2 separate regions of the Homo sapiens genome follow, and region 1 is linked to region 2. Evidence: chromatin contacts called from ENCODE Hi-C data. All regions are on one chromosome and are shown on one strand. Each heading gives the region's core, a stretch centred on a gene start or an enhancer-like site at or near the end of the contact. The rest is flanking DNA. Distances are from core to core; before and after follow the strand shown. Region 1 holds the start of UBN2 (ubinuclein 2). Region 2 overlaps KIAA1549.

Evidence for each region. Hi-C counts contacts between places; a loop is a spot of excess contacts on that map. Pooled maps may share reads with other maps.
Region 1: a loop to region 2 is called in a map of PC-9, with 6 times the contacts of the local background. The contact joins the promoter of UBN2 here to the enhancer-like site in region 2. A Hi-C loop is called at or near these places in 4 of 168 maps with a recorded cell type or tissue (PC-9, chondrocyte, endothelial cell of umbilical vein and 1 more), 3 of 37 single-sample maps with no recorded cell type and 14 of 50 pooled maps.

The regions. Positions count from the first base shown.
Region 1 is chr7:139,229,674-139,233,143 of GRCh38, forward strand. UBN2 (ubinuclein 2) reads left to right here and starts at 1,564. Exons shown (of 18, transcript NM_173569.4): 1 at 1,564-2,279. The coding sequence starts at 1,812. RefSeq lists enhancers at 1,345-1,504, 1,585-1,724 and silencers at 1,895-2,144, 2,355-2,574, 2,521-2,780.
Region 2 is chr7:138,888,468-138,892,348 of GRCh38, forward strand. The region is part of intron 10 of KIAA1549; the gene reads right to left. Among named protein-coding and RNA genes, the nearest start is that of KIAA1549, 91 kb to the right of the region's middle. Within about 2 kb of position 2,389, at least 7 of the 41 ENCODE cell types and tissues checked have a DNase peak (open chromatin) inside an H3K27ac peak, as active enhancers do; they include PC-9, where a contact is called at or near this core.

The DNA of each region.
Region 1 (3,470 bases), core at 314-2,813, 340 kb after region 2:
TTTACTTTATCCTAAGCAGTAGGTAAGTATTGTGAAACTTATATTTCACATATGCACATATGTGTTATGTATATATGGGTGTATATTCTAGGTTACAGTGTAAAATGTCTTACTGTGGGTTATGGATCAAAAAGTTGGAAAACTCAGTGGGTGAGAAGTTAGAAGATAATGTTGGATAAGTAACACACCTGTAGAAGGATTTGGCCCACAGACCACCAGTTTGCAGTCTCTGAGCTAAATTGTGGAGGATATTGAATATGAGTATACATACATAGAACTCAGTTTGTAGGTAAGTTGCAGCCAGAACAGAGAACGATATAATAAAAACTCTTTTAGAGACATTAATATGACCCCGTCTCAAGACTGGTGGGAACAGAGACTGAAGGCAGAAAGGTCATTTAAGTATCACTAAGGCAATCTAAAAATGAGACCCGAATTCAGAATCAGAAAAGGAGCAATAGGGAAGGAGATAATGTAGGTAAAACATGGCGCCGAGTAGAAAAGATAGGGTTTTAGAGCTGGGAGAGACCTTTGGAATCATAGATTTCATCACCATCTTCGTCCAAGTAGGGAAAGTAATAACAGGAGAGGAAAAAACGGAACCCTCTCAGAATTTGTCAATGACGTCACACTGACTTAATAAAAGAGCTTTCAATAGTTAATGCAATTAACAGAAGGCTTGGATTCCCTTCAGGATGTGAAGGGCGAGCCCTCAAATTTACTTTTTATTCAATGGATTAAAATGGCCAGTAATTCTTATCCTTTTAAACCCGACTTCCAATTAATTAATTACAAGTGAGCCTATGGGGCGTGCCCAATCAATTCCTTCCCCATCCTGAAATGGGTCCTTTAGCATTCTCATAAACAGTACGTTTCCTGAAATACCACTAAACCCTCTTAAGAAGTTTTCTATGATTTCAGCAGTTTAGGCCTTCTGAATGAGCCCAGAACTCCTCATCTGCTTGTTAATTTTCCAACTGCAAAGCGTTATTGAACATTTAATGACCCTGCCCCACGCAACGCCCACTGCGGCCGGGCGAGGGAAACCGGAGTAGGTCGAGGAAGGGGAGGCCTGCGCTTTCGGGAGGGAAGCCGCTGGGGCTAGTCTGGCTGAAGCTGGGCACTTCCTTTTTTCCCTCGATACTTAAGGCTACGGGGACACAGGGCGGGCAGGCACAACGGCTGGCGCGTCTCTCTACCCTTGCCCAGAGTCCGCCTTGAATAATCAGCTAACAACCCCAATTCCCTTGAACCCAGCACGGGAGACCCGGCGCCAATGGCTAGGTCGGTCTCAGTCCCATCCCGATGCTAGCCCCGGGAAGCTCCTGGAGCGCCTCTGGTTTCCGGGTGCGAATAGTAAACTGCTCGGGAAACCCCAGAACCCTCCCTTTGAGGAAGGGTGCAGACGGCGTCTCCGTTTCCACGGAAACAGGCCGAGCCATGTCGTCACTTCCGCCGACCTGTCTGGACTCCAGACTGTTGGGAGGAAAAGAGGAAAACTGAGCAACAGCCACGACAGTGGACGCGAGCGTCTCCTCTGTGCGCATGCGCCCGCTCAGCGGCCTGCTTCTATTTATGTGGGGGATCCAACATGGCGGCCGCGGCGACCCTGGCGATGGCGGTGAAGCCCATCAGAACGTAGTAGCGGGGAAGGGGACACGGTCCGCACTCACCGTGGCGCCGGCGGAGACGGCTGAGGGTGGTGGAGGGAAGAAAAGCGACAGAGAGCAAGAGGAAGGGCGGGCAGGCACGCAGCGCGCCGTAGAAGCGAGCGCCGGCTCGAGCAAAAGCGGAGGGCCAGAACAGTGGGGATGGCGGAGCCGCGCAGAGTAGCGTTCATTAGCTTGTCACCGGTGCGGCGGCGCGAGGCCGAGTACCCGGGGCCCGAGCGTGAGCCCGAGTACCCCCGCGAGCCCCCCCGGCTGGAGCCGCAGCCGTACCGCGAGCCGGCCCGGGCGGAGCCGCCGGCCCCGCGGGAGCCTGCCCCCCGCTCGGACGCGCAGCCCCCGTCGCGGGAGAAGCCGCTCCCCCAGCGCGAGGTCAGCCGCGCCGAGCCGCCCATGTCGCTGCAGCGGGAGCCCCCGCGGCCCGAGCCGCCGCCGCCGTTCCCGCCGCTGCCCTTGCAGCCGCCCCCGCCGCGGGAGTCGGCTTCCCGGGCTGAGCAGCCGCCGCGGCCGCCGAGGGAGACGGTGCGCCTGGAGCTGGTGCTTAAGGACCCCACCGACGAGAGCTGCGTGGAGTTCAGTTACCCGGAGCTGCTGCTGTGCGGAGAACAACGGGTACAGAAGATTCTTCCCTCCTGCCCCAGACCCCGGGAGCCTCAGGACCCGCCGCCTTCCCCAGCTGGTTTGCACCTTGGGACGCCCACCGAGCGCGTCCGGGTCGCCCCGAGGGTGGGGTGCGGGGGGCCGGGGCCGAGCGGGTGGACGGGGCGGTGAGCGCTGCTTTCTCCACTCCCCAGGGTGGCCGAGGCTCTCACCCGGCTGCGCCGAATCCCCAAACCCCCGGCACTCGCTCCCAACGCCGCGCCGAGCTCGTTTTCTTGTGCACCTTTCGGAACCTCAGATTTTCCTTCTTTCCTTTCTGCTCCCCACACAAAATCCTGGGGCCCTGCAGGCCGTGTGGCTGGGTTCTCCCTGTGGCGCTACAGCTGTCGTTCCAGTAGAAAGGAAGAGAAAACCTTGGGGGACACGCCCCCCAGTCTGAAGCAGAGATTGTGTAACCCCTCTCGTATCATCCTCATCCTCATCACTGTTTGTTTTGCTGGGCGCCGTGGCTGCTGAGGTGTGCTTGCGTGCCTGTGATATTTTTCTTAATCGAAGGGAATTTAAGAATAATTAAAGGTTTTCAGAGACTAAGGATCCCACTTTAGGAATGGAGAAGTGGGTTAGTTAATCTGGTTACTAATTTTTCTCTCGTGTTGGTATTGGAAAACCTTTTTAGCTTTCCTTTTTTGTGGAGTTCGTTCATATTGTAATTGAATGGGAAGGTGTCTCCTGTTTTATTTGACACCTACCCGTCATATTATTTAAGTGTACTATCATTAGTTTATAGAAGGATATTGTATTCAGCCTTTGTAATTTTCGGAGGATGATGAAAAAAATGTCAGCTTTGAATTTTTTAAAATAATTGAAAATATATAGGTATGCTTTTGATGTAAGAGGTGAACAATGGAGAAAGGATAGGGGTTATGTTCGTAATTGTAATTTTTATTGTTGTGGGTTGGTGGATCTTCAGAAGTAAGTTAGAAAAGGAAATGATAGATTAACAGTAAGGAAAGAGAACAGTTTTCTCTGTTGCTTAGCAATTATACCCGTTATTAGGTTTTGCTTTAGCTTGAGTCTAATGGACTCCAGAAGTCCCTTGTTTTGTTTTCATCTTCAACTACCTTTATGGTCAAAATGACTGACTGCTTAGTCACAAAGTATCATGTTGAACAATTTCACTAGGTTTTGTTTACTTCATGGCCA
Region 2 (3,881 bases), core at 1,139-3,638:
ATTTGTTGTCCCTGTGTACTTACTGGATTTAGATCAACTACACAGCAACACGTTTGGATTCTACCATAATGTACTTAACAGCAATCATCTATGTGTCTTTTCTAAACCCCACACTTACTAGTCGAATATTTTTTCCTTTTGTTGTAAATTTCCACAAAGATTCAACTGCTCTCTTGAAAGCAAATCATTGATGTATGTATGGGCAGATGAAAAATTAGGCAGGCTAAGAGGTAACCCTCCTGCACATTAAAAAATCCATTCTGTGTGATTAAGATGATTCCTTTCTCAGACTTTGACATGCGGTCCTAATTTATGAAATATATAATTATAAATATTATTTTCATCTTGAAATGAAATACTAATCCATCTATATAATTCTCAAATGTCCATCTGTCAAGCCTTTTTCAGATGCCTGAGAAAATTGATATTGGATGCCACTTATTCACAGCTGATGATAAAAATCCTAACAGGAGCGATTTCCAATTTTATGGGGTTGCTTTTACCCCAGCAGCACTTCATTTAACTACATACAAGGTGCCTCTAAGCGAAAGAAAACAGATATACTAAACAGTCATTTAATCATCACCTCCATCATTTAATAAACCTTGCTGAAATCCTTTTTGGTATACTTCCCATTAAGAAAGTGAATGCCTCTAATGACTGGGCAACTGTTTTGTTTTGTTTTTAACAAATTAGGTGGTTTGCTTTACCAAAACTGGAAAAGGAGCTACAGATGGCCTCCCCTAAGTGGAGGTCTCCAAAGTCAACAACGTAAAAATACAAACAGTATTGCCTCTATAGGGCGGTCTACGTAGCCCAAGCCTAGGCACCTAAATGTCTTCCCTCACGTACACTCAGGGCCCATGTAGGAAAGAAACATGACAGTATTCATGAAAATGCTTCATAAATGCCAAAGTACCCTACAAATGATGCTGACAGCATTATTATTACTGTTGATTGATGAAACATCGAGCAGTTAATATACAGCTAAGAATTCTAAGGCATCAGAGTTATAAATAAGAATTTAGATACAATATTTTGTTAAGTCAACAACAAGATGCGACACAGGGTCCCTCAAGAAATAGCTGATGACCAGATGAATTTCAAAACGCTCAACTGAAGTACCAAACTGACTGGTTTTTTTCTGGGTAACCAAGAAAACGGCACGTGTCATAAATGAAATATACAAGTCCTCTTGGCTTACTGTTGATTCTGACCAAAGTCTTTAAATACATCCATTAGATCCTTGCACTTCTCACAAACTGAGTGAGTCATCACCTTCTATACCAATAGAAATTTGGCAACCAGTCTGTGCGTATTATGCACAAAACAAAAGCCATCTACACACAGAAGGAAAACCTAGAGGGAACACTGCCCCTCCTCCCTTAGATAATTACCTTCTTTTGTCTCATCTCTACTTGCCAGATCACTTTTTCTAGTTTCTCCACTTCTTTTAAAATAGAACCTAGAGTTCAGTCTGGCTGGTATACAATGTCTCCAGCTCCCTCCCACATGCAGCATAGGTTTAATCAGTATTTTATAAAAGAAGAATCAAGATTAATGAGAGTGTTCAATATTCATATTAGGACCGAGTTATTTCTGAAGAAGGATGGCTCTTTTGTTCTTTCTCTCTTTAACATATCACAGAGGGAACAGGCCACAGTGTCTGTGCCCCACCGGAATACGTCACCAACAAGCCCAGGAGACTGACTGGTGGGCAGGTCAGCCAAGTAATGAGAGAGACGCCTGATGAATGTGAACACGTGGGCCATAAATACAGTACAGCCCAGGTGGCACAAAACGCAGTGAAGCCCACAGTATTCGGGTTAGCCTGAGCCCCTGGGAAGGAGTTGAGATGACAATAGAAACACAGAGCAAATCCCAAAAGTGTCTGAACAAAAATTTGCCATCATGTAGCGAGTGCCATTGAAAGCATTTATTACCTGATTGATGTCATTTGTGAAACGTCACCACAACCACCATGCTGCTTCCATTTAGGAAGTGGAGACAAGGCAAAGTTATTGCCATCTGTTTGTCTTCAGTGCAGCCCCACACGGGCACTCCCGTAACCCTGTGGTCCCGGAGTTTGGGAGAGCAGGGCTCCCAGATTCTCCCACCCACAGGTGACACCCGGCACGGTCAGCCAGCTGTGGGTGAACTGAGACCACCTACACGTTAGGTGTGACAGGCGACCTTTGCAGAGAATCAAACAGCAACCATAGGGAATGAGCTGACCTTGGCTGAGATGGAACGATATGCTCACAGAGCCTCTTTTCAATTCACTGTCCATACTGCCTCCCAAAGGGATCGTTCCAAAAGCAAATGTGTTCAAGCTGCTCTCCCTGCTGAAAACCTTTCAATGCTTGCCCACTGCTTACAGCATAATTTGCAATCCCTTCTATGTCCTGAAAACCCCCCAGGGCCTGGCTCTCTGCCACCTGGCTTTCGGCTGTGCCCTTTTTTATGACCTTTGCTCTAGCTTCCTGAGCTGCCCTCCGCTCCCCCACTGGGCCCGCCTTCATCTCCACCGTGAAGCTTCAGCCCTGGTGTCACCTCCTTGAAGAAGGTAGAAGTACCCCACCACTGCAAATGGGGTGCCCCCCTCCTCTGTGTTCTCCAGACATCCTTATACTCCTGGATGTCTGCTTTCGGATGGCTCGTCCTTCTCCCTTGCTAAAGCCCTGGAATGCAGAGATCGCGTGCTATTTGTGTTGGTAACTGAGCCGGATCTGGTGTGGCTCACAGCAAATGCTCAATGTTTGGTGAGTGACACCCAGTGCCTGAGGCAGCTCCAGCCGGTTGCCCAAAGTGCTGCCCTTTAGAAGCAACCAAGGGCAGTCAGGAGCTCTGGTCTGACACCAGTAACGAGGTGTGGACTATCCCCCATCAGAAGGAATAAGTTTCCATGAGGCCAGTGGCATCCAGCCAATGCCATTCATGATGAAGAGGATCCGGGCTGGAGTTTTTTAGGCAACAGTAACAAATGATGACTTGAGTCTACAGATAGAGAATACAGATAAAAGAAAGCATGGGGTTTTCTTCTTTATTACTGAAAATAAGCAAAGGCTGTGCCTCAAAACAAGACAGAATGGCCTCTCCCTCCTATCATATTTCAAAATTAATCTACTCCCAGACAATCTGAAGAGGTTTCCTTCTCGTTACGAGGGGAAGGGGGGTGCAGATTTTAGGTCAGCAGATTTATTGTTTCCAGATGTTTGCAGCTCTGGGATTTGCTGAAGGATTTCCGAGAGTATGGTGAGGCGCATCAGGAGGTGGGGAGAGCAGAACGGAGAGAGAGACAACAGCCACATGAGCAGGAGACAGAGCTCTTGAAGTCATAGGGGAGGGTGACATCTCTGCACATTACCCTGAGGACGAGGCTAGAGGCCCTTTGCTATGGCCACATGACCTTAAAAGAAACACGTATGAACTAAAGACATTTGTTTTTAAACTAAATGAAGAGATCATTTTCCCATTTTAAACACACGACAAAATCTATAGGGTGGGTTCCTGTGCCAGCAAAACACGACTGAGCTTCTGCAACACTGGCAAGGCTTTGCCCTCCTAACAGTGTCAGAAGACAGTTATTCTTTTGGGGAATCCTCCCTGCAGGACCTTTTCTGTAAACCTGTTGTCAGGATGTATGGGCAGGTCTTTGCAGCCCTGAAGGAAAAAGAGCAGCTCTAAGGGCTGGAAGTTCCATCTGAAACTCTGTCCATTTGATTTACAGCCACATCTGGGACTTGAAAATGTTTAGGAAGTAAAAGTGAGAGAAGGAGAAAGCTTGGGGAATATTCCATTTTGACCCCAAGAGACGCTGTGCTCTGATAATTTACTGAAGTTACAGATAATAGATGGACTTCCATGGCAGTGTATACGTT